7 separate regions of the Homo sapiens genome follow, and regions 1, 3, 4, 5, 6 and 7 are each linked to region 2. A link is a contact called in ENCODE Hi-C or POLR2A ChIA-PET data. All regions are on one chromosome and are shown on one strand. Each heading gives the region's core, a stretch centred on a gene start or an enhancer-like site at or near the end of the contact. The rest is flanking DNA. Distances are from core to core; before and after follow the strand shown.

Region 1 (3,561 bases), core at 460-2,959, 960 kb before region 2:
AGGAAAACATGTGAACAAATGTCTCTGCATCATAAACATGGTAAAGAAAAAAGTGCTGTGCTTTTGATGTGCATATACATAAACATCTCAATGCCTTAAAGAGCAGTATTGCTGCCAGTATGTCCCACCTCCAGCCCTAAGGCGGTTTTCCCCTATCTCAGTAGATGGAATATACAATCGGGCTTTACACCGAGACATTCCATTGCCCAGGGACGAGCAGGAGACAGATGCCTTCCTCTTATCTCAACTGCACAGAGGTGTTCCTTCCTCTTTTACTAATCCTCCTGAGCACAGACCCTTTACAGGTGTCGGGCTGTGGAATGGTCAGGTCTTTCCCTTCCCACGAGGCCATATTTCAGACTATCACATGAGGAGAAACCTTGGACAATACCTGGCTTTCCTAGGAAGAGGTCCCTGCGGCCTTCTGCAGTGTATTGTGTCTCTGGGTACTTGAGATTAGGGAGTGGTGATGATTCTTAAGGCGCATGCTGCCTTCAAGCATTTGTTTAACAAAGCACATCCTGCACAGCCCTTAATCCATTTAACCCTCAGTTGACACAGCACAGGTCTCAGGAAGCACAGGGTTGGTGGTAGGGTTACAGATTAACAGCATCTCAAGGCAGAAGAATTTTTCTTAGCACAGAACAAAATGGAGTCTCTTATGTCTACTTCTTTCTACACAGACACAGTAACAATCTGATCTTTCTTTTCCCCATATATTCCCATACTCTTACATTTTTCTTTTTTTCATTAAAAAAAATTGTAGGCCGGGCGCGGTGGCTCACGCCTGTAATCCCAGCACTTTGGGAGGCGGAGGCGGGAGGATCCCTTGAGTCCGGGAGTTCGAGACCAGCCTGGACAGCATAGGGAGATTCCCCCACCTCTATAAACAAATTAAAAATTAGCTGGGTGTGGTAACGCGCGCCTGTATTCCCAACTACTTGGGAGGTCGAGGCTGCAGTGAACCGTGTTTGTGCAACTGCACTCCATCCAGCCTAGGTGACAGAGTGAGACCCTGTCAAAACATAAAGAAAAGGATGAAGGAAGGGAGGGAGGAAGGAAGGAAGGGAGGGAGGAAGGAAGGAAAGAAGGAAGGAAGGGAGGGAGGGAGGGAAGGGGAAGAAAGAGACAGAAAGAAGAGAAAGAAGAAAGAAAAGAAAGAACAGAAAAGAAAGAAAAAAGAATTCCTTTAATTTAGTGTATGGTGTTAAAACGCAACCAAACGCTCCATCCGGCGAAGAGAGAGAGAAAAGAAGAGAGGAAGGAAAGAAGGAAGGGAGGGAGGGAGGGAGGGAGAACACCTTCCTTTAATTCAGTGCATGGTGTTAAAATGCGACCAAACGCTCTATCCGGCTGCAATCTCCCCGCACGGGAGTGATTTATGCAGTAGCTGGAGGTTAGTCAGGACTCCAGGATGCACCGCAGACACCGAGGCGATGATCCTCGGACTCATTAATAGGGAGTCATTTGTGACTCAGGTGCGCTCTCTGCGTCTGCAAGTCACGTTCCCTTCGGCACGCCCATCTCGAGGATTCATCCTCTCCAACGGGTGACGAGCACCGCCTGCCGGCGGCCCGCCTCTCGGCCTCTTGGCCACGCCCCCCACCGGAGGGCAAGGCGCACGCTCCGCAATTTTTCTCCGCCCCCGTCTTCCGGCTTCTCGCGACATCCGCCCAGCGGCGGCCGGAATCTCGCGATAAAGGCTCATTGTCTCGCGGGAGCGCTGCTGGCGGTCGGGCGCTCGGGCGGCCCTGGCCGGGGAGACGAGTTGCATGTGTTGGTTCAGCTGGCGATAGCGGCGGGAGCGGAGCCGGCGGGGCCTGTGCGACCGCCTGGGTAACGACCCCAAGTGCTTCTCCCGCTCCCGAGAAGCTCGTAGAGAGTGTGGGGGAAGCTGAGATGCTGCCTGGCGGAAGGGGGCCGGGCCGGGCCTCTCCACACCCCCGCCCACAAGGGCCCCTTCTGGCGTCCCCGGGGTTGCTCCTTCGCCTCAGACCTGGTCGCCCTTGTCCCCTCAGTGCTCTTACATTCTGCGCTCGTTTTCTCTCCTCATCCTTCTTACGCTCTGGTTACCCCGCCCCCTCCCATGCCCTTTTTAGACTCCCCAGGCCCCTCTCATGGCGTTTAGTTGCCCCCACACCCTGCACCCCGGGCTTCTCCGATGACCCACCCCTTGTTCCTAGGCACTTCCAGCCTCTCTCCATTCGGCGCCTTTGTAGCCCTTCTCTCACTGCAGTTTGCATCCCTCCCAGATCACCCTCAGACCTTTTTGCTCCGTGTCTGCCGTGGGTACTCACCCCATCTTTCCTTCCCCATTGCTTCCTGTTTTTCTCTAGTGAGTCCCTCTGCCCCATCCTTCATGGTCCATTTGCTGCTTGCTTCCCTGTAGACCTGTGGAGCAAGGAGATGTTGTGCCTGGGATTGCTCATATTTTATGAATCGAATGCAGCTTGTATCCCCCACTCAACAACAGACTTGAAACAGCTTTGGGGTGGGGAGGTTTCTGTTGAGAGGAACACTGCTCTTCTGGGGTCTTGATTCTAAAATAGTGAGGGTGTGTTATTTTCCTTGCTTACAGGTTTGTGAAATGGCTGCTGACATTTCTGAATCCAGCGGGGCTGACTGCAAAGGAGACCCAAGGAACAGTGCCAAGTTAGATGCCGATTACCCACTTCGAGTCCTTTATTGTGGAGGCAAGTGTTGGTAGCCACAGAATGACTTTTACTCACTATACTTTTATGCATTGTAATAACAGTTTGACATTTGGTAAGCTTTCTTCCCCATCCTTTTCATTTGGTGAGTTTGTACTGGGGGAGAGGAGTCCTGGGGAGGAGGAGGCATGAATTAACAGAGTTTCCCCACCTGGGTGATTTGTGTCTGGCTACTCTGCCTGAAGAAGCTTACAGTCCATTTGTAACAGGATGTGCAACTAGGTTATTTCAGCCTGAAGGTCCTCAAGGTGTATGCTAGTCTAGCTGTCAAAGGAGGGCTTCTTGGAAGATTATGAGTTAAGGATGGCAAGGACTGGATGAGAAGGTGGGGAACGGCGTCCCAGACAAAGCGCACGACTATGTAAGAAAAAGCTTGATGGCTGTCTGTGAAGAAGTGAGCAGCTTTGAGTTTGTCTGGTGTATCGTATAGGGAGGGTGGCCCGTTAAGGAGTGGGAGAAGGTGAGGTTGGAGTGTTGGGTGGTAGGACAGTGAGGAAAGTCTTCTTGGTTTGAATCATGATATATGTATTAGGTTTAATCAAGATCTTTTTCACTTTCGAGTGTTTTTCTTCATTTTCAATATAGAAATATTTGTGAATTGTAAATGCTGTATGTATTCGCATCTTGGAAACTTTCAGAAAAATCTGAAGATACAGGACAGTAAAAGGGCAAGTAAATATTTTTTCAGTAAATATTTCTCAGAACTTACTGTGTGCCTAGTGATGTTTTAGGTGCTGGGGCCTGAGTAGTGAATAAGTCAGAAGATCCTTGTTCACGTGGACCTTACATTCTGTGACTGCAGTAGAGACCACATCTGACATTTAAGTACCGTAGAAGGAGAAATGATATC
Region 2 (3,122 bases), core at 10-2,509:
TTTCAGATGGTGGCAGGTGCAGTGAAGGAAATAGAACAAGGATGTGACTCCAGGGACAGTCTCAAGGAAGGGGATATGTAAGCAGAGACTCGACTGGGACAGCGGTGAGGTTGCGGCCTGGGGCGGGGGGCCACTGCTTCCCGGTCAGTGTGGGGAACACACACTGGGTGCTGTGTGATTCCATCGACAGGACAAGCCTGGAGGTGGCAAATTTAGCGAGACAAAATTGTCCTGTGGTGGCCAGGCCGGGCGGGAAGGGGAGACTGCAACTGAGCAGGAGGAGTCTTGCGAGGTCGGTGGGAAATGTTTGAAAACTGGATTGGGATGCTGGCTGCACACTCCAACTTCACGAAGAAGCCTAGGATCCCTCCGGGCGGCGGATCACGCCTGTAATCCTAGCGCTTTGGGAGGCCAAGGCGGGAGGATTGCTTGAGTTCAGGAGTTCGAGACCAGCCTGGCCAACATGATGAAACCCCTTCTCTATAAACATTTTAAAAACAAATTAGCCGGGTGTGATGGCGCGCGTCTGTAATCCCAGCTCCTCCAGAGGCTGAGGTGGGAGGATCGCTTGAGCTCAGGAGGTCAAGGTTGCAGCGAGCCGAGCTCGTGCTACTGCACTCCTCCCTGGGCCACAGAGGGAAACCCTATCCATAAAAAACCAGCAGCAGGGCCGGGCGCAGTGGTTCACGCCTGTAATCCCAGCACTGCGGAGGCCGAGGCAGGCGGATCACCTGAGCTCTGGAGTTTTGAGACCAGCCTGGCCAACATGGTGAAACCCCGTCTCTATTAAAAATACAAAAAAATTAGCTGGACGCGGGTGGCGCGCGTCTGTAGTCACAGCAACTGGGGAGTCTGAGGCTGGAGAATCGCTTGAACCTGGGAGACGGAGGTTGCAGTGAGCCGAGATCGCGCTACTGCACTCCAGCCTGTGGGACTGCGTGAGATTCCGTTTCTCTCTCTCTCTCTCTCACACACACACACACACACACACGCAGCAGCACAGGGTCGTGCACTAGGAACGGGTGAGCTTCGCGGCGTGCACACTCGGCGAGACTCCTCCAGGAAAGCCGGGGAGCCGCGCGGGATTTAGCTCTGCGTCCAGTCCGGCGGAGCGCCAGCTGCAGTGGTCGTACCCGCCGGGTTCGCGCTGGTTGGCCCTGCCGCCACGTCGTGCGGCGACAACCTCGGGCGTCCATTGGTCGGCCGGCGGGGGGGGCGGGACGCGGGGGCGGAACCGGAACCGGCAGTGGCTTGGGGGCGGGACCTCGCGGACTGCTGTGGCGGCAGCTGGAGCGGCGGCCGCGGTGGCAGAACCGGGGGCGGCCGCTGCAGTCTGGAGCCCCATAGTGCGGGGCCGCGGCCAGGCCACAGGAAGAGCTCGAGGCCCGGGCCGCACCGGCTGAGTGTGCGGGCCCGCGCGGCTCGGAGCCGCCGCCGCCCATCGAGCCCCTCCGGGCGCGGGTCGGCCCGCCATGGGGTCCCTGTTCCGGAGCGAGACCATGTGCCTGGCGCAGCTCTTCCTGCAGTCGGGCACGGCCTACGAGTGCCTCAGCGCCCTGGGCGAGAAAGGCCTGGTCCAGTTCCGAGACGTGAGTGTCGCCCGGGAGACGCGGGCCGCACCTGCTCTCCTGGCGCCCCCAATCCCGCGCATCGCTGGGGCCCTCCCGCGGGGAGCACCGAGGAAGGGCGCGCCCCGTCCCCATTGTCCAGACGGGGAAGATGACACCCCAGCTCAGCGGCCAAAGCTTCCCGGAGCGCGGGGCTGACTCCAGGGTCGCCGGCCGTCTGTGTGGTCGGCGGCTGCTCTGCCCCAGTTAGTTAGGATCGCCCGTGTGGTCTTCATCAGCTCCGGGCACCGAGCTCAGCGGGAGAACAAATCCCACAAAGGCCTCTTGGAGTCCTTTTGGAACTTTACGGGGGTTAGGGGGGCGCATTAACCAAATAAATAGGTCAACCAGAAAAGGTTTGCCATAAAGAAGAAACGGGGTGATGTGAAGGTGATTCGGGCGGGAGGTGAGTGTGAAGGGATTGTCGAGGAAGCCTCCCGGAGAAGGTGATATTTCAGCTGAGACCCAAATAGAAAGGAGCCAGCCGTGGGGAAGATCTGGGGAGAGGGTCCTTGTTGGAGGGAACAGGAGGAGCCCAGACAGAGCCAGAAATGGGAAGGAGCTGGATGTCATCTGCTTGAGGAGAGGGATTTTTGTGTTTTGGTCACTGATGCTTAATGCTGTACATACCATTGTGTGTAAGGACTTAAGAACTCAGTCATTGTTTGTCGAGTGGAAGCTGTCTCCCCAACAAGTAATAATAAACATTTGTTTGTCCATTTACTTGTTTATTGTTTGTCTCCACCAAGGACTGTCAACCTCTGAGAGTAAGTACCTTAACGCAGTCCTTGGCAGTCATTGGCATCGATAGGCATTTGTTGAATGAACAGACAAGCTTTTCTTGACTGCCCGCTATGTTCAGGCACTGTTTTTGGTGCTGGAGACTCGGTGGTGAGCAAGGCAGACACAGTCCCTGTGTTCCTGGAGCTTCCAGTGTGGGAGGAGACAGATTAAACACACTCTGATTATGAGCTGTGATAAGTGCTAAGAAGGCAAAGAACAGGGTGTGGAAGGGAGACCGTGAAGCAAGTACTTACTGACTGAATTGAAATCCACTCAGGCGAACATTTTATTTCCTGGCCACCACTTTCATCTCCTGACTGTTTCCCTTAATCTTCCTAAGGTGTCCTTAATTTCAAAAGGGATCAGCCCTACCCGAGATCTGATATCCATTGATATCAGATATCTAATACCAGATCAGCCCCATAAGGCAGTTGCAAAGTCATGGAGAGACTCCTGAGTGACAGGCGAGGGTGCAGGTAAGATGCAGGGCGGTTCCTGGTTCCTGGAGCCACTTCTGCAGTTGTACCCATTCACCTGATGGATGCTGCGCTGAGCTGTGAATAGCACCCAAAACATTCAGGCAACAGCTGCAGGTGCAGCAGGCTCCTACATTTGTAACAGGTAGATGTTTTCCTTCCGGTTAGTACTCAAGCCAAGACACTTATCACACTTCAGTCTTACAGGTTTGAGCAAACGTACTAATCACTATGAAGGTTCCAGTTTCAATAAGCG
Region 3 (3,500 bases), core at 104-2,603, 980 kb before region 2:
GGGGCTTGAAAAATAATACACCAGGGGATCCAGCATGCTGTTCATGTAGGTGAAGCTGAGGGTTATGTGCAGGGCCCCATGGACAGAGGGATCGCAGGCACTCGAGGGCACCGTCCAGAGGAAATAGAGTCTAGCAGACACGCTGGGCAGGTAGCATGTGATGAACACAATTGCCACCACCATGATGAACCGGGTCGCCTTCTTCATCCGAGCCTGTCTGGCCAGCTGCTGCCTCCGCCTCAGGCTCCAAACAATCTTGAAGGAGCAAAATAAGATGATGCCGAGGGGCATAAAGAACTCCAGCTGGAACATGATGTCATGCCAGCCATTGGCCGACTCCATGATGAAGCTCTCACAGGAGACGGCCGTCTCTTGCACGCAGAGATGGTTCTCCAGCAAAAGATACACTGTTCCCAGGATGACCAGGGCCCACAGGGTGCAGACGATGCCAGCCGCCACCCGGGTGGAGATAGTGTTCACCGCGTGGTGGGGGTGGACCACTTTGAAATACCTGTCCGCAGCCACCACCGTAAGGAACACGATGCTCCCGGCCCTGTTCATGGCCAACGTGAAGAGCCCCACTCGGCAGGGAATGTCCCCAAAAGCCCAGTGTCTACGTCTGAGGTAATAGTCTGTCCGAAAAGGCAGGCAGATCATAAGGAGGAAATCAGCCACGGCCAAATTGAAAAGGTAAACAGTGCTGGGCTTCCAGGTCTTCATGTGGAAGCAGAAACCACACAGGGCGACCCCATTGCCTAGTGCGCCCAGCACAAAGGCCACAATGAGCAGCGGCGGCATCACCTGGGAGATGGTGTCCCCCTCGATGCGGCAGCACGACCCGTTGTACATGGCGGGGACAGAGCAAGTGTCCGGGTGCAGAGCAGCCCAGGGAGTCCCCACAATGGCACAGATGCTTATCTGAGCGTTAGCACTCACCCAGCTGCTGCGTGTCTGACTTCATCACCCAGGATGCGGGTCCTGTGTGTGTGGGTTGGATGCTGCCACAGCAGCGAGAAGAGAAACTTCAGCCAGGAAATGAGAGACCCAGGGAGGTCCTTTCTCTGGAGCCCGTCTCACAAGCCGCCTGCCTCTGGGAGAGGCCAAGCCTGGAGCCGGATGAAGCTTGGAAATGCATGCAATTTTGCAAAAGTGGTCATTTCTGAGAGGCGGTAGGGTGGGGGGGTCCGATGAGATTGATGCCGTAGAGGAGCGATTGGGTCCAGCGCCAGAGTAATTTTCATTTTCAGCTTCGCTGTTCCTCCTCGGACTCCGTGCTGGAGAGCACACAAAGCTGCCCAGAAGGCAAGAAGAAAGCTTGTTTGTCCTCCCTCCTGGTGGAGAAATCCAAACATTTCCTGGAGTGGTTCTGGGCTCCTGCCTTTGCTTTCCTCCCGTAACCTTTGCCTGACTGCCTTGTCCTCTCCCTCATCCCACGGGGCACTCCCATGCGGTGCCAGAGAGGGGAGGCTTTGCTCTGCAGCTCCTCCGGGCCATTTCCTGTGCCGAAAAATACCGCGCTCAAAAATTGGAGGAGTCTGCGGAGAGAAAAGTTCTAATCACGATACTTGATGGATGTTAGAAAAATTCTTTGACGGGAGTCACCTTTCCCCCGCTCTATTCCCACCTCCCTGCCCTTTACATCCTTCCGTGAACCAAAGTGGCCAGTTGCACAACCACCAAGACCATGAAATAGATCTGAAGCCCACTTCTCATATGTCTGTCTCCACAAAACGGCCTCTTTGGGAGCCGGTTTCCCCCTCTGCTGGGAAGCAGAGCCTAGAACTTTTACAAAGATTTGGCCCTGAGTTTCCATTGGCTGTTGAATGAGCCAAACACCATGAGATGTACGTTTTTAATTTCAATTATGTGCTGAGCCCATCAATTAAAACTGCCCCCTGGGGGCGGAAGAGGATTGGAGGAGTTGATTAAGGAGTCCATCTCTAAAGCAATCATGAGTAACATTAGACTGCACAAAAAATTGGAGTCTTTGCTAAAATTTCCTGTCCTTTGGCTTTAAGGATTATTAATCTGCCCTGTGCCTTTCAGCTTCCAGTTTAGAAAATGGGGTGGAGGCCGGGCGCGGTGGCTCACGCTTGTAATCCAAGCACTTTGGTAGGCCCAGGCGGGCGGATCACCAGGTCAGGAGATGGAGACCATCCTGGCTAACACGGTAAAACCCCGTCTCTACTAAAAATACAAAAAAATGAGCCAGGCGTGGTGGCGGGCGCCTGTAGTCCCAGCTACTCGGGAGGCTGAGGCAGGAGAATGGCGTGAACCCGGGAGGCAGAGCTTGCAGGGAGCCAAGATTGCGCCACTGCACTCCAGTCTGGGTGACAGAACCAGACTCCGTCTAAAACAAACAAACAAACAAACAAACAAAACAACAAGAAAAAGAAAAAGAAAAAAGAAAGAAAGAAGAAAATGGGGTGGAGGCCAGTCGCGGTGGCTCACATCTATAATCCCAGCACTTTGGGAGGCCGAGGCAGGTGGATGACTTGAGGTCAGGAGTACAAGACCAGCCTTGCCAACATGGTGAAACCCCATCTCTACTAAAAATATACAAAAATCAGTCAGGTGTTGTGGCATGTGTCTGTAATCCCAGTTACTCAGGAGGCTGAGGCAGGAGAATCACTTGAACCCGGGAGGTGGAGGTTGCAGTGAGCCGAGATCGTGCCAATGAACTCCAGCCTGGGTGACAGAAAGAAACTCTGTCTCAAAAAAAAAAAATGGGGCGGAAAAGAGGGGGTGCATTGAAAGAATGTGTCTGTCTTCTAGATGCACACTGAAGCTAAATTCTTCCCACTGGATGCTGGACTCCAAATCTGTCCACCCACATTCTCCCCTGCCTCGCCCTAGCACAGACCGCAGTCACTTCCCACCTGAACTGTTGAAACAGTTTCCTAACTGGTTTCCCTTCCTCTCATCTATTTCCTGTAAGTCATCTTCTACACAATAATCTGATTTTTCTGAAGCACAGATATTATCATATACCTTTTTTCACTTAAAAATCTTCACTAGCTCCCTTCAATCTGCCAAGGGGCTAGAATGATGGCCTGTGGACCATATCTGGTTTAAAAACCAGCCTGGCTTGGCCGATATGTTTTTAAAACCTGGTGCAGTCCTATAAAAACCTGGATTTCTGTTGTCTCTTAGAACACTGGAAGATCTGGCCACACTGGACCGACACTCCCACATGGAAACAATCAGCTGGAGCTTAGAGTAGATGGAGTAGAGACAGAGAATGAGCCCCTGTAGACAGAGAATGAGCTTTACTGTTTGCCACAGTCCCCACCACTCCCTATTGCCTTACACCTGGTTGGCTTTCCTCATTGGCAAGCCTAGTCTCTGTGGGATTTTGAGTTTGTCACCTCTTGCTCTAGGTTGAAGGTCACATTCCTTGGATTGACGTACAAGGTCCTTCACAGTTGGTTCCCAACCTACCTTTCCAGTATGATTTTCCTGCCACTTTCCTCCTTCCACCCTACTCGCTAGTCTCATAA
Region 4 (3,475 bases), core at 638-3,137, 940 kb before region 2:
TTGGGTTTTGGTGGTAGTGGTGGTTGGTGTTTTTTTGTTTTTTTTTTTTTTTGATACGGAGTGTCCCTCTATTGCCTAGGCTGGAGTGAGGTGGCGCAGTCTTGGCTCACTGTAACCTCCATCTCCTGCATTCAAGCGATTCTCCTGCCTCAGCCTTCCGAGTAGCTGGGACTATGGGTGCGCACCACCACACGTGGCTAGTTTTTGTTTGTTTGTTTGTTTGTTTGATTTTTAGTAGAGACAGGGTTTCGTTGTATTGGCTAGGCTGGTCTCAAACTTCTAATCTCATGATCCATCCTCCTCGGCCTCTCAAAGTGCTGGGATTACAGGCGTGAGCCACCACGTCTGGCCTGATTTTTGTTTTTTTGAGTCAAGGTCTCACTCTCGATCGGACTGGAATGCAGTGGCATGATCACAGCTCATTGGAGCCGCCATCTCCCAGCTCAAGTCAGCCTCGTGAGTAGCTGAGACCACAGGAGTGCACCACCACGCCCAGTTTAAAAAAAAATTTATTTTTTGGCCAGGTGCGGTAGCTCACACCTGTAATCCCAGCACTTTGGGAGGCTGAAGTGGGTGGGTCAACTGAGGTCAGGAGTTCGCGACCAGCCTGGCCAAGGTAGTGAAACCCATCTCTACTAAAAATACAACAAAGGTGGCGTGGTGGCGGGCACCTGTAATCCCAGCTACTCGGGAGGCTGAGGCAGGAGATTTGCTTGAGGCCAGAGGCAGAGTTTGCAGTGAGCCGAGATTGTGCCATTGCACTCCAGCTCAGGCAACAAGAGCCAGACTCCATCTCAAAAAAAAAAAAAAAAAAAGTTTTTTAGAGGTGGGTGTCACCATGTTGCTCAGGCTGGTCTCAAACTCCTGAACGCAACAGATCCTCCTACATTGGCCTCCCAAAGTGCTGGGGTTACAGGCCACTGCGCCCAGCTTTCTTGATTTTAAATTCTAAGACATTGCTTTGGTCTCCCAAACATGAGCCTATCAGTAAAGCTTCAAAATAAGAAATCTTAATTTTGTTTTTCCATTTTCAGATTGTATTTTTTGAACACAAGGGCATGTTTTGGCATTTCATATTCAACCAAAAAGTAAAGTTGAAACCCTGTAAGACCGACCGTATTTAGTAATTGTGTTGCTGTCTGATGGGTTAAGCATTCAGGGATGGGCAGCCGGGGCTGAAGTGTGATAAGCCTTATTTTTTCCTAGTCCCGTTCCCACATCTTAGGAAGAGTGAAAGGGGGATGAAGAGGTGACTATGGAAGAACAGGTGAAAAAGCTTAGATTCAACCCAGAATATCGTAGATTTTGTCATGACAAAGTACCGTGGTTCTCCTCATTGCTTTTCAGGAGCTCCCAAGAGTAAATTTCCCCCTCTTCATCTGTGATTCTTGGTTTAAAGTATCAAAGGTGCTAGGGTAGCCCGCAACTGTTATCCCCGAGGGCTGGGCTCTGCCTCCACGCATTCGAGTGTCAGGTCCTGTTCTGGGAGCCAGCTACACAGGAGCGAGCACGGCCGAGCTCACGGTTATTAGGGGGAAGATGGAAGATAGGGAAGTGAGCAACTCAAATGTCATAAACCAGAGTGCTGGGGGCGGCGCAGCAGCCTTTATTGACTTCTTCATTCTCTGGGTAGTGGTGAACAGCCGGTTCTTTCAGGCCTTCCAGCGCCGGAGCCTCGGGCGTGGGCAAAAAGCGTCCATACGCAGCCTGAGCCACTTGGGAGCCCCCAGTTTCCGAGGCAGAAGAACAGTGCCCACCAGCGCAGCGGGGCTGCGGCCCGGAAACCCTGGCGGGGAGCCCCGAGCCCCGGCGGGCGCACGCCGCGTGGGCACCAGGCAGGCGGTTGGAGTACGGGGCGGGGGTCGGCCGAGGGCGCGGGGCCCCGGGGCTCCGGGCTCGCCCCCGCCGCTCGGGGCAGGCGCGCCGATGGCGTTTCTGAGGTGACGCCGCCCACACCGGGCTTCTCCGGGGGCGGAGGAAACACCTATGAACCCTCCGGCAGCCTTCCTTGCCGGGCGCCAGGTAAGCAGCGGTTCCGGGCGCGGCGGGGCGCCGCGGGAACGGTGCACATTGGTCGAAATCTATTGCTTCTCAAGAACGGTGTCTACTTAAAATGTGAAACAGGCCGGGCGCGGTGGCTCACGCCTGTAATCCCAGCGCTTTGGGAGGCGGAGGCGGGCGGATCACGAGGTCAGGAGATCGAGACCATCCTGGCTAACACAGTGAAACCCCGTCTCTACTAAAAATAAAAAAAAAAAAATTAGCCGGGCGTGGCGGCGGGCGCCTGTAATCCCAGCTACTCGGGAGGCTGAGGCAGGAGAATGGCGTGAACCCGGGAGGCAGAGCTTGCAGTGAGCCGAGATCGCGCCACTGCACTCCAGCCTGGGCGACAGAGCGAGACTCCGTCTCAAAAAAAAAAAAAAAAAAAAAAAGTGAAACAATACACTAGAGGAAAACGGCGTCACGACCGTTTCCTTAACCCAATAACACCTTGTTATTCAGCCCGGGCCACAGAGTAGCGCGTACCCGGTGCTTACTGTTTAAGGAGGACGATTGGCGTCTGGGGAGCTGCTTTCCCATTTACCTCTCAGGGTGTCCTTAATTTACACAACCTGGCGAGTAGAGGAAGGAGCTCTCACAACTCCACTGTACCAAAAAGTCTGGAAGTGGGCTTGCCCAAGGTTCGCGTCCATCAGTGTAAGACGACCTGCCTTTGTGTACTCGGCTTACTGCCTGTTTTCCTGGAGTGGAATATGTGCTCCTTGCCTGGAGGTCTGTGGCCCAGCCACTGGCGCTCAATAAATTATTTGTTGAGTGCATGAATGAAGGGCTAACCCAACACTGGAATTCAAGCCTTGGGACTTGAAATCCCTTGACTCCAAATTCCATTTTCCTTGTTAAGACTAGCAACTGTAATTTATTCATCATTCTTATTTATTTATTTTTGAGACAGGGTCTGGCTCTGTCCCCAGGGCTGGAGTACAGTGACGCAATGTCGGCTTACTGCAGCCTCTGCTTCCCGAGTTCAAGCAATCCTCCCGCCTCAGCCTCCCAAATAGCTGGGACTACAGGCTCCCACCACCATGCCGAGCTAATTTTTGTGTTTTTAGTAGAGACAGGGTTTCGCCATGTTGGCCAGGCTGGTCTCGAACTCCCGACCTCAGGTGATCTGCCCACCTCGGCCTTCCAAAGTGCTGGGATTACAGGCGTGAGCCACTGAGCCCAACCTCATTATTCTTGTTTATTTACAAATCTTACTTTTCAAAAAGCAGTAAGGAGGTACAAAGGGCCTCTGTTGAACCTTTAATTACTGTCTTTAAGGTGGAACTCTATTAAAGTAACACTTTTAGTTGTTTATTTCATAGGCAGGGACAGCACCATGATTTGAAATGTGGTTTACAGTGTTAATGAGAGCTGATGTTTGTTGAGTGATTACAACGGGCCAGGCTTTGTGCTCAGTACTTTACAGAGTTTG
Region 5 (3,266 bases), core at 19-2,518, 750 kb before region 2:
GCAGGATGGAGACCCGCATCCAGGGTCTCCAGGATGGAGACTCGGGGGTCCCCTGTCCAGGCTATTCAGGGATTGCAAGAAAAGGGGCCAAAGAACTTGGGTGGCCCAGTGGCCTCGGTTCACCCCTGACATGGTGAGCTTTTTACCCCGGTGTGGGCCCAGACCCAGATAAGCCCATTCCATTCGCTGCGCAGCAAAGCACTGACTGACAGAGGCCTGCTGGGTGGGAGGGCCTGACTGTGGGGGTCCCTGGCTCTGGGGCAGGAGCGGGCTGGGTCTGCGTGGGTCCATCCTGATTTCATCCCTGCTGAGCCTCTGGCAGCCCACGTGGGGCCCAGCCTCACTCTGGGACTTGAGAAGCTGTCTCAGGTGCTCTCAGCTCTAGGAGAGGCAGAGAGGCGCGAGGTGCCCTCCCTCCAAGCCTCCTCTTGTCACCCGGCCCTGCACTATCCGGAAAAGGGGAATGGGCAGAGGCGGGGATCCTGTCAGCCCAGCTTAAAGCTGTCTCAGTTAATGTCAGGCCGGGGGAGGAGGCTTTTTTTTTTTTTCCAGAGGCCCAGAAATAAAAGAGGCTCCCCTGGGAACCTACAGGCCTCACTGCCAGCGTGGATGGCGGGGAGCAGCGGCAGCCCACTGGCCTGCTGAGGAGACTGAGAAAAGGGCTTTGCCCAGGTCAGCAGGAACAGGCCAGATCCCCCAGGCTTCTGCCAAAGCCCTGGTGCTCAGGATCCCTGGGAAGCCCTGACATGGACAGTGGGAGCCCTCAGAAGGCGCGCCAGCCCCGTCCTGGGGGAACGACAGCCATCCCAGGATCCTCCAACACCTCCCACATTTTCCAAGAGGCAGCGGCGCCTTGGGGGTTAAAAAAAATGGCAACATTCGCCCTACGGGCGCGGAAAGGATGCTGCAGGGATGGGGGCTGGGAGCTGCGGCTGCGGGCTCCGGGAGGGCTCCAGGGAGGCTCCCACCTTCAACCGAGATGCCTATTCCCACCGAGGCAGGGGTGCCCAGACGCCCCCCAACGCGTGCCTGGCCTGGCACCCTGGCCTGGAAAGGTCCCAAAACCAGGGGTCTAGGGTGCCTTGCCCTTACCTGTTACCTGGCACCAGGTGAGCTCTGGGAGGGGGCGCGCAGCAGGCTCGGGTCTGGGGTGCAGTTTCCGCGCTGCTCATTGAAGACTGCGCCGGACGCGGTCCTCGCTCCGCTCTTCCCGCTGCTCCTCCCCGCCTCCCACCCGCGCTGCGCCGCTGCAAGGTCGGAGCTGAGACTGGCGTGCGTTGAGACAGGCTGATGGACGGGGCGGGGCCTCAGTGACGGAGGGGGCGGGGATCCTGGGGCAGGGACCGGCGGAGCCTCCCGGGAGGGGCGGGGCCTCAGGAGGAGTGGGCGGGCTTTCCTGGACGGGGCGGGGCCCCCGAGGAGGGGGCTGGCGAAGCCTCCGGGTGGGGACGGGCCTCCTGGGGGCGGGGCCACAGCTGGCCACCTGCTCACCTGTGGCAAACTCCTCCCACATCTGGCCAACCAGGCCCTCCACACTGCGTGCTGGCCTCCACCTGGAGCCACGGGCCCATCCTGAGGGGACGGAAATGGTTTCACCTGAAGGAGGCCAGCTTTTTAACTGGCCTTTTTCCCTGGAGGGACAGCCAGCCAGTCCAGGAGGGTGGGTTATGGTCCTCATTCATTCACTTATTCTTTCATTCGTTCACCCAACAGATATTTATCCAGTGCCTACGGCGTGCCATATGCCCTTTTAAGCATTTGAAATTAAACAATTAACAAAACAAGATCCTTGCCCTTCTGGAGCTGACATTCTAGTGAGGGTGTCAGACAACACATATAAGCAAATGAGATATATTGGAAGGGAATACATTTTACGGAGAAAATTGGTGCAAGATCAGGGATTCGGGGCATTGGAGAGGGGAGGCAGCGATATGTCCTCAGTGACTGCCAGGTGCTGGGAACACAGCTGTGTGTGAAAAGACAGAAAACTCCCAGCCTTCATGGCGTGAAGGGGACAGAACATCAGCAAGTAAGTGCATAAGGCCATTCAGGTACTGGATGCAGTAAAATAAATAAAATTGTGTAAGTGAAAGGTGAGAAGGCGTGAGCCACGGGGAGGGAGGAACATCCTACGCTAAGGCCTGCAAGTTCAAAGGCTCTGAGGTGGGAACCAACTTGGCCACTTGAGGACCAGAAAAGGGTCCATGTGGCCTGAACCGTGGGAAGTGGGTGGGGGAGTGGACTTACGGCCCAGAGGGGCAGCAGGTGGGGCTAGAACTGCCCACATCCCTGGATCCTCTGATCAGAGGCTTTGTTTTTTCCTGAGACAGAGACTCCAGGATGGAGTGCAGTGGCGAGTTCTCAGCTCACTGCAGCCTCTGCTTCCCAGCTTCAAGTGATTCTCCTGCCTCAGCTTCCCAGGTAGATGGGATTACAGGTGTCCGCTACCACGCCTGGCTAATTTTTGTATTTTTAGTAGAGATGGGGTTTAGCCATGTTGGCCAGGCTGGTCTCAAACTCCTGACCTCAAGTGATCTGCCCTCCTTGGCCTTCCAAACTGCTGGGATTAGAGTCGTGAGCCATGTGTGCCCAGCCCTGAACAGAGGCTTTTTGGAGCACTCTCTGAATTGGAAATGTCCTCTGCTACTTGGTGGGACAGCTTCTTTAGAGGGGAATTTGTTCAGAACTTACAACACTATGTTTTTTTTTAACCCAGAAGGAATTTCCTCTACAGATAGACTTGTGCAAGGGAGCTAAGGTACTAGCTTAAAGGTAGTTACTACAGTAGCAAAAGTCTGGAAATAACCTAAATACCCTTCCATAGGGAACTGGCCAAATAATTAGAGAACACCTGTTCAACAGAATACTCTGTAGCCAGAAAAAAAAAAATAGAAGACATAGAGTTATATAAAGGTATGGAATGACCTCCTAAATGTATTGAGTAAAAACCAAGGAGAGAATAAAGTTGAACCATGTTACTATTGGTGCAAAAACAAAGGCAAATATCTAATTGTACTTGAAGACGATATCTTGGATGGACTGTCCAAAAAGCAGGAGTCACTCAGAGCTGGGCTCTGTCATTTATGCTGTGTGACCTTAAAGAGGTGACTTTGCCTATCTGAGCCTGTTTTCTCATCAGAGAAATGGGGTAATAAAGATATCGACTGCATCAGGTAAAGGTAAAATGTGACAAGGCCAGTGAGGGCAGCCCCTGGCATGTGATAAACTTTCAGTAAAGGAGAACAAGGATTATTTTTAGGAGAGAT
Region 6 (3,522 bases), core at 529-3,028, 740 kb after region 2:
TCTTCCCTGGGGATAGAGCTGAACACACCTCCTGATGACGCCGGCAGAGTGGGCCACCCAGACCCCCGCCCACCCATCCCCAGGGAAGGGCCTCTGCAGCTCTACAGAGCCTCACAGACAGTCTCGGCTGGTGACAATGTCGCCTTTCCCCCTGTAGCCCCAGATCCCCTCCTAGAGAATTCACCACTGGGCTCGGGCAATTCCAGGCTCCTGCTCAGCTACTCTCCTGGGGACAGAGATGTCATCCTGCAGCTGCCATGGGCCATTTCTCCCCGTGCCGGGTCAGGCTCCCCTCCCAAGGTTCTCAGCCCTGAACAGAGGGCAGTTTCCCCACCCTGACCCTGGAAGTTTGAACAAGAGGGAGAAGTGGGCAGAGGAACAAGAGAGCCCACGGTCAGACTCACTGCAGAACTTCCCAGTGGAGGGAAGGGGTGCAGTGCAGCATCCCTGCAGAGGGTGCGAATCCTCGTCTCAGGAATGGCAAGGGGCCCTGTGAAGATGCCCATGCTGTAACCCGGGCAACCACACTGGCTCCTTTATGTTCCCCACATGCCAATCAAATGCAGGCCAGGTGCAAGCGGACATCACTTAAAGGTTCGGGTTTTGGAAACAGATAGGCCCCAATTTAAATGGTGCCTCCTCCCTCACTAGCTGTGAGCTTGGACAAGTGCCCTCAACACTCCAGCCTCGGTTTCCTCATCTGGAATATGGGTGTAGGTCAAAGAGGACCTACTTCACGGAAATTTTGGATAGCCCAGAAAATTTCAGACTTGGTGAAATTTGGTGTTTGTCTTGTTTTGGTTTTAAAGATAGCAAACAGCCGAAGGGGGCCAGAAAGGGGCTGGAAGCCCACAGCACGCAGCCCTGGGAGGGCGAGGTGGGCAGAGGGGACAGTGCTTCTGCGGCACAGGGCGGGTGCAGAAATGCAGGACCGGCTCCCGGGGGCAGCAAGAGCCCGGTCAGCCTCCAACCCACCAAAGCCACAGGGGAGGAAGGCCACTTCCACTTGGTGGCCTCCTCCCCTGCCCTGTAGATAGGGACACAGCCCCTGCTTCTCAAGGCGGCCATCGGTGAGGGGCCCACAAGGCGAAGGCCCCGAAGGACTGAGGATACTGTGGGGTGCTGCGGCCTCTAAACAGGAACTGCCCCCCTGGGAGGCACTCACCAGCCACTCCCCGAGGCCCCTGAACCCCAGGAGCCCAGGGGAGGCTCTGGGCCCAGAGCTGCCTGGAATGCCGTGCACCGCCATGGCAACAGGCTGAGGACAGCCATCTTGGAAAGCCCAGAAGGGAGTGGGGGGAGGGAGGGACAGTGACATGTCCTGGCAGGTGCATTGCTGAGGGGACGCAGGGCCCGAGGGGACTCCCCAACATCCCCCTCATCCTCTGCAGAGAGGGCTGCACAAAGGCCTGGCGGCTCCCAGCCCAGGCTAGCCGGGGTCCCCACATGGGGCCATGAGGCACCTCCACAGCCACACAGGCTGGGGGGCATGGCTGGCCCCTGTCCCTCACCCCCAGGCCTTATCCTCCCGGGAGAAATGACCCCTGGGGGGACTCACGCCAGTGAGGGAATCGAGGCCTAGATGCGTGTGGAGCCTGGGGTGGTAGGGGCGGCACCCAGGAGGCCCCAAGGTCCAGCTCTCTCTTGCTCAGCCTCCGTCTCCTCTAAAATCAGAGGCACAGCCACTCAGAGGGCAGAAAGAGGGCAAAGGGGAGCAGGTGCCAGACGCAGGGCGCAGGCAGAGATGAGGCATGGTGGTGACTAAGAAAGCCAGCAGGGGCCAGGGAGGAGGCGGCCCCCCTCGGGCTTTGAGCCAGCCAGCAGGGCCACCAGGAAGAGCCAGAGTCCCAGGCGGCCTGAGCTGGCAATAAATGAAGTGACAGCCCCAGCCCTCAACCCGCTGGTGACACCAGCTTCTTAAAATAACGCCTTGGAACAGGAAGGAAGCAATGACTCAAAGCGGCAGAGAGGTCGGGGCTGCTGGGCACGCCCTCCACCACTGCGCCCGCTCCCAGCCTGGTCCAGTCCCCACAGCTGGGCTGGAGGGGCCGTGCCCCACCATCTCAGTGCCCCCGACCCCTGGTTAGCACCTCTGGTGCTATTTTCATCCTTTCCAATGCAAATTCCTCCAGGAAGGCCACAGGGATCCGTCCCTGCCGAGGGGAGGGGCGTTGGAACTGCAGCTTCTGATGGAAGACACCCTGGGAACTGGACTCTGTGACCCACAGCACCTCAGGCCGTCCCTGGCCCGGGCTTCTGGCACCCAGTTGGTAGACAGGACCCTGCAGAGGGTGCACCATGCAGCTGCCTCTGCTTGGAGGATGCCTGTGGCCACTCGGGCCTGGCAGATCTGTGCAGAACTGGCCGGCCGCTCTCCCAGGGGCTCAGCACACCTCCACGCCTCATCTCTTGCTGTGTGGCCCGGCACAAGGCACTCCTCTCACTGAGCCTCATCCAGAAAATGGGACGGCAACAGCTCTGTGAGGCGTCCTCCCTGTCCCCACTGACTGGCACCAAGCCAGGGGCCTTCAAGAGTCCAAACACTAGATCTTAGCCTCCTGTGCCATCAGCCTTGTGGAAGCCTCTGCTCTGAGATCCCCAAGTGGAAGACAACCCCGTCCCCTTGTCTCCAAAGAACCAGAGAAGACTCACTGTGGGGTCCCTGGTTCCAAAGCTTCTGACACCAGCAGCTGCCCACCCCCATCTGCCCACAGACTCCCACGGACAGGGGCTTCCTCGCCTGTGTTCCTCGGGCCCTAAGACACAGGCCCTTTCCCCCAGGAGGCCCCCGGGGACCAATCAGGAAACGGGAGCGGGAGGACCCGGAAATCTGGAAATGCTTGGGAACTTCATCCAACCCTGCCATCCCTATTTGGCAGAAAAGGAGAAACCGAGGCAAGAGGCAGCTTACTGGTGGAGATGTAAAATGGTACGGCCACTTTTCGGCCACTTTGGAAAACAGTTGGGCAGTTCCTCAAGGGGCTAAACAGGGTTAACAGAGGATCTAGCAATTCCACGCCTAGGTACACACCCAGGAGAAATGAAGACGTACGTTCACATGGAAACGGCACACTAATGTTCACAGCAACTTTATTCACAATACCCCAAATATGCAAACAATCTCACGTCCACCGACTGATGAGTGGGTAAACAACACGTGACCTACCCCTACAGTGAAATATGATTCAGCCACAAAAAGGAACGAAGGACCGACCCACGCTCGACACGGATGAACCTCGAAAACATGATGCTGAGTGAGAGAAACCAGACACAAAGGACCACATATTGCAAGATTCCATTTATAGGAAATGTCCAGAATAGGCAAATCCATAGAGACAGAAGGGTTTCTTTTTGAGATGATGGAATGTTCTAAAATTGACCGTGGTGACAGTTGCACACATCTGTGAATACACTAAAACCCACTGAACTGGACACTTTGAGTGAATGGCATGCGTGTGAATTGTACCTCAATAAAGCTGTTTACAAAACAAAAAAACAAGCAAGCAGCAGCTGCTGCTGCTG
Region 7 (3,237 bases), core at 538-3,037, 860 kb after region 2:
TGGCAAAGGTCAGAGTCAAACCCCAGGAGCTGAGGTGCAGAGTGGGCCATCCCACCTCACTGCTGCTTGCCATTTCTCGGCCCCTCCTCAGCACCCCCAAAGAGGCCACCCACGAGGTACACAGCCTGCCCCGGGTCGCCCTCCCGGCGCAGTCTGGCCCGGAGAGCCCCTTATATCAAAGCTGCCGCAAGGACCCAGATCTGGCTGAAAAGGGGCAAAGTCAAGGCCACCGGTAACACATCCCAACGCGCCCAGAACTCCCCCACCCCGCCCACAGGGTCCTCCCCTTATCCCCTCCTCCCCTCTTCCCTCCCTCACACATCCTTCCTCCAAATCTGCAAAAAGGGAAAAATAATAATAATCACAATAAAACCAGTTCTCACCAACGGGGGAGAGGAGGAGGGGGAGGAAGGGAGGAGGCTGAGCCGACAGAACAGATCCGCCCCCGCTGCCTGCACCAGACCCTCGGAGAGCCGGAGCGCGCGACAGGCGGCGGGAGGACACTCGCTTCCAAAAAAATAAACCTACAATGTAAAAATAACGCCGGGCGCCCCACGCTAATTGGGCCCGGGCGACAGCAGCTCCCAGGTACAGCCTGTCTCTCCCTCCCGCCCGCCGTGCCCTCCCGCCCTCGGCTTGCTCCTCCTGCAAGTGTCTGGGGCGGGGAGGGCGTACCCCACGGGTGCCCTCACTCCCCGCAGGCCTCTGAGGAAGCTGCCCTCTAGACAAGGGTCTGGGTCTTCCCAGTCGTGCCCAAGTGGGATCAGCTCTGAATTCCAACTTCGCAAAGTAGTGGCATCCCAAGTATCCGCACAGCCCGGGGGAGGGACTAGGAGGCGGCCCAATGAGGCGTCACCAGCCACGGGAGGCAGGCCCAGACACCAGGAACACCGGCCCGCGGGGGAGGGGGACCAGGGGCGACTCTCCCGAGGGACCCCGCCCAGCGCCCCGTGGCCCCACGCCTAGGAGGGACAAGGCTGGCTCTCCCCCTCGGCTGGTGAGAGACCCTCATGCGCCCCTCCACAACAGCCAGGCCAGGGAGCTAGGGGTACCATCTCCAAGGGCTTTCAAACCCGCGCTGCCCGATGGAAAATAAGGCGCAGTGTCGCCCCGCCAGGTCCGGGGCTACACCGGGTACAAGGGACGCCTGGCGGCCAAGTCCCCAGAGCCGGCGCACACTGTGGGGGGCCGCTCTGTGCATTTCCAGCGCGCCCCCCGCCCACCCCAACGCCACTTCCCTCCTTCCCGCCCCCTCGCTAGGGAGCTGGAGTTCCCCTAAGTTCCCCGGCGCCCCCGAGCACGCGGGCCGCAGTGTCGGCGGGGCGCCTTGCTCCCCAGCAGGCCACCCCCCGAGAGCGCCAACTCGGGAGTGCAGGGGCCCCGCCAACTCCGCCGCGTGCGCCGCCCGATCCTCCCCGGATCCCCCGGAAGCGCGCTCCGCGCCTCCCCCCGCCCTTCGCGGGGACCCTCGGCCCCAACTCACCTCGCGGAGGTGGCAGCGGTGGCGCCCGGGCTTGGGGCGCGCTCGGGCCGCCGGGGCGCTCAGGCAAGTGGCGGTGCCGATCGGGCTGGGGGCGCGCAGCAGGCCCGGCCTCGGGTCGGGACGCGATCCTCCCGCCGCCGCCTCCTAGGGCGCCGGCCCTGGGTCCCCGGCCCGCAAGTTGGCGCGCATCGCGGAGCGCAGGGCGCGGGCGCAGGGCTCGGGCGGGGCGCCGGCGGACGCGGGGCTCCGGTGCGGCCCGGCCTGCCCGCGGCTCCGCGCTCCCCGGCGGCCGCGGCGGCGGTGGCGGCGGCGGCGGCGGCGGCGGCGGCGGGAGGGGGAGGAGGGGGCGGGGCGCGAGCCCGGGAGGCGGTGGCTCGGCCTCCCTGCTCCCGGCTCCCCGCCCGCAGCGACGCGCCCCGGCCCGGCCCCCTCTGGCTCCTTAAAGGGCCCGCGCCTTCTCTCCAGGCCCTGCGCGTCCCCACTCGCGCGCGCACGCCGCCACACACACAGACACGCACGCACACACTTGGGCGCGACGCCGAGTTTCTTTTTGGCAGCTCCCCGAGGAGGAAGGAGGGGGGAAGCGCCTCCCAGCCTTCCCCTCCCTCTTCTCCTGCGGGCCCGGGGGCCCTCCTCCTCCTCTCCAGCCCCAGTACCTCACTGGAATCGCGTTTCAGCTATTAAATTATAACTCTGGAGTGGCCGCTGGATGGGGAGGGGGCGCGCAGGGAGGGCCCTACACAGGGCCTTTTAGGAGCACGCCCAGTGGGGCACTTGGGGACGGGAGCAGACAGTAGCGCAGAGCCCTCTCCAGGCAGGAACACGCTGGGCCTCCCCAGACCCGAGACCCAGCCCGGGCGAACACACTGCAGACTCACCACCCACCACGGACCGGAGATGTCAGATCTCACACAGACAAATACTGGGACACCCACGCGAGTTCACAGCACCCCGGAGGACACAGACGCTAGAATGCCAGTTTCCTGAGGGCAGAGATTTCTATTTTGTTCACTGCCCTATCGCAGTAGGGACTCACGAATGTGTTGAGTGAAGTCCCACTTGGGGACATTCAGGGACACAAATGCGGAGACAATGCAACGAGCCTGTGTCCCCCCCGCCCCCCCCACACACACACACAGACACACACATCCCAAAGCGTGACCCTGGGAGCCACACACGCCCGGCCTGCACAAGCACGCAGTCACAGACGGCACACATGTGCTCGCTCCCCCACGCACAGGCAGACACTCTCCGCTCCAGCAGGAACCTGGCCCCCCTGGCCGCCCTGACAACCCAGTGTCCTCATTTACCCCCTCCTCCCACCCCCTCCAGGTTTGCCCTCTCCAACCAGGGCAGATCTCTTTGAACAGCAGAGGGCACTGGGAGCCCTGGGCCTGGAGCCTCCCTCCCTCCCTCCTCTTCTGCTTTCTCCTAAGATGTTGGAGAGTTTGAATTTTTTTTTTTTTTTTCAGTTCAACTTTCCTTTTTTGGAGTGACGTCTCAGCAGATTCAGTTCTGCCATCTGGCAACATCTGAGAACCCCCAGGGAGAGCGGGGAATGGCTGCGGTGGGGAGGCAGCCGCGTGGTTTCCAGAGGCCGGCGGGCCTCCCGCCTCCGCCAGGATGCTGGGTTTGCCGGGCTCCCCTGCAGCCAGGTCCTTCTCTGCCCCCTCGGGCTTTTAATTATGAGCTTTTGGGGGGCTGGCGGGAGCCTCTGGGGCTGACAATGTCTGGCAAAAGGGAAGTGGGTGTGG

The links. A loop is a pair of places that touch in the nucleus more often than their neighbours do. ChIA-PET counts read pairs that join two places held with the same protein, here RNA polymerase II (POLR2A). Pooled maps may share reads with other maps.
Region 1: a loop to region 2 is called in a map of naive thymus-derived CD4-positive, alpha-beta T cell, with 7 times the contacts of the local background. The contact joins the promoter of DENR here to the promoter of ATP6V0A2 in region 2. A Hi-C loop is called at or near these places in 1 of 168 maps with a recorded cell type or tissue (naive thymus-derived CD4-positive, alpha-beta T cell) and 5 of 50 pooled maps. POLR2A ChIA-PET finds 5 or more read pairs at or near these places in 2 of 52 experiments (PC-3 and activated naive CD4-positive, alpha-beta T cell).
Region 3: a pooled map shows a loop between it and region 2 (18-fold over the local background). The contact joins the promoter of HCAR1 here to the promoter of ATP6V0A2 in region 2. A Hi-C loop is called at or near these places in 4 of 50 pooled maps.
Region 4: a loop to region 2 is called in a pooled map, with 2.6 times the contacts of the local background. The contact joins the promoter of CCDC62 here to the promoter of ATP6V0A2 in region 2. A Hi-C loop is called at or near these places in 2 of 50 pooled maps. POLR2A ChIA-PET finds 5 or more read pairs at or near these places in 3 of 52 experiments (H1, PC-3 and activated naive CD4-positive, alpha-beta T cell).
Region 5: a loop to region 2 is called in a pooled map, with 10 times the contacts of the local background. The contact joins the promoter of ABCB9 here to the promoter of ATP6V0A2 in region 2. A Hi-C loop is called at or near these places in 1 of 168 maps with a recorded cell type or tissue (CD8-positive, alpha-beta T cell), 3 of 37 single-sample maps with no recorded cell type and 9 of 50 pooled maps. POLR2A ChIA-PET finds 5 or more read pairs at or near these places in 2 of 52 experiments (CD4-positive, alpha-beta T cell and RWPE1).
Region 6: a pooled map shows a loop between it and region 2 (9-fold over the local background). The contact joins the enhancer-like site here to the promoter of ATP6V0A2 in region 2. A Hi-C loop is called at or near these places in 1 of 168 maps with a recorded cell type or tissue (CD8-positive, alpha-beta T cell), 1 of 37 single-sample maps with no recorded cell type and 6 of 50 pooled maps. POLR2A ChIA-PET finds 5 or more read pairs at or near these places in 1 of 52 experiments (GM12878).
Region 7: a loop to region 2 is called in a map of CD8-positive, alpha-beta T cell, with 7 times the contacts of the local background. The contact joins the promoter of NCOR2 here to the promoter of ATP6V0A2 in region 2. A Hi-C loop is called at or near these places in 2 of 168 maps with a recorded cell type or tissue (CD8-positive, alpha-beta T cell and naive thymus-derived CD4-positive, alpha-beta T cell), 1 of 37 single-sample maps with no recorded cell type and 8 of 50 pooled maps.

Annotation. Positions count from the first base shown.
Region 1 is chr12:122,751,115-122,754,675 of GRCh38, forward strand. DENR (density regulated re-initiation and release factor) reads left to right here and starts at 1,710. Exons shown (of 8, transcript NM_003677.5): 1 at 1,710-1,836; 2 at 2,579-2,693. The coding sequence starts at 2,588. RefSeq lists enhancers at 206-1,067, 2,159-2,218 and a silencer at 1,969-2,018.
Region 2 is chr12:123,711,094-123,714,215 of GRCh38, forward strand. It overlaps ATP6V0A2 (ATPase H+ transporting V0 subunit a2), which reads left to right and starts at 1,260. Exons shown (of 20, transcript NM_012463.4): 1 at 1,260-1,589. The coding sequence starts at 1,473. LOC105370042 (a long non-coding RNA gene) reads right to left here. Exons shown (of 3, transcript XR_945477.4): 3 at 1,673-3,122. RefSeq lists a silencer at 1,085-1,634.
Region 3 is chr12:122,729,491-122,732,990 of GRCh38, forward strand. It overlaps HCAR1 (hydroxycarboxylic acid receptor 1), which reads right to left and starts at 1,354. Exons shown (of 1, transcript NM_032554.4): 1 at 1-1,354. The coding sequence starts at 849. RefSeq lists an enhancer at 116-783.
Region 4 is chr12:122,772,685-122,776,159 of GRCh38, forward strand. CCDC62 (coiled-coil domain containing 62) reads left to right here and starts at 1,888. Exons shown (of 13, transcript NM_201435.5): 1 at 1,888-2,022. The coding sequence starts at 1,987. RefSeq lists silencers at 1,726-1,935, 2,458-2,752 and enhancers at 2,035-2,728, 2,116-2,255.
Region 5 is chr12:122,965,195-122,968,460 of GRCh38, forward strand. It overlaps ABCB9 (ATP binding cassette subfamily B member 9), which reads right to left and starts at 1,269. Exons shown (of 12, transcript NM_019625.4): 1 at 1,093-1,269. RefSeq lists enhancers at 1-717, 718-1,523 and a silencer at 1,288-1,577.
Region 6 is chr12:124,451,778-124,455,299 of GRCh38, forward strand. The region is part of intron 8 of NCOR2 (nuclear receptor corepressor 2); the gene reads right to left. Among named protein-coding and RNA genes, the nearest start is that of NCOR2, 110 kb to the right of the region's middle. RefSeq lists enhancers at 1,185-2,023, 1,423-1,482. Within about 2 kb of position 1,779, at least 35 of the 41 ENCODE cell types and tissues checked have a DNase peak (open chromatin) inside an H3K27ac peak, as active enhancers do; they include CD8-positive, alpha-beta T cell and GM12878, where a contact is called at or near this core.
Region 7 is chr12:124,565,825-124,569,061 of GRCh38, forward strand. NCOR2 (nuclear receptor corepressor 2) reads right to left here and starts at 1,788. Exons shown (of 49, transcript NM_006312.6): 1 at 1,484-1,788. RefSeq lists silencers at 534-633, 834-1,053, 1,194-1,303, 1,324-1,683, 1,794-2,043 and enhancers at 2,164-2,213, 2,380-3,237.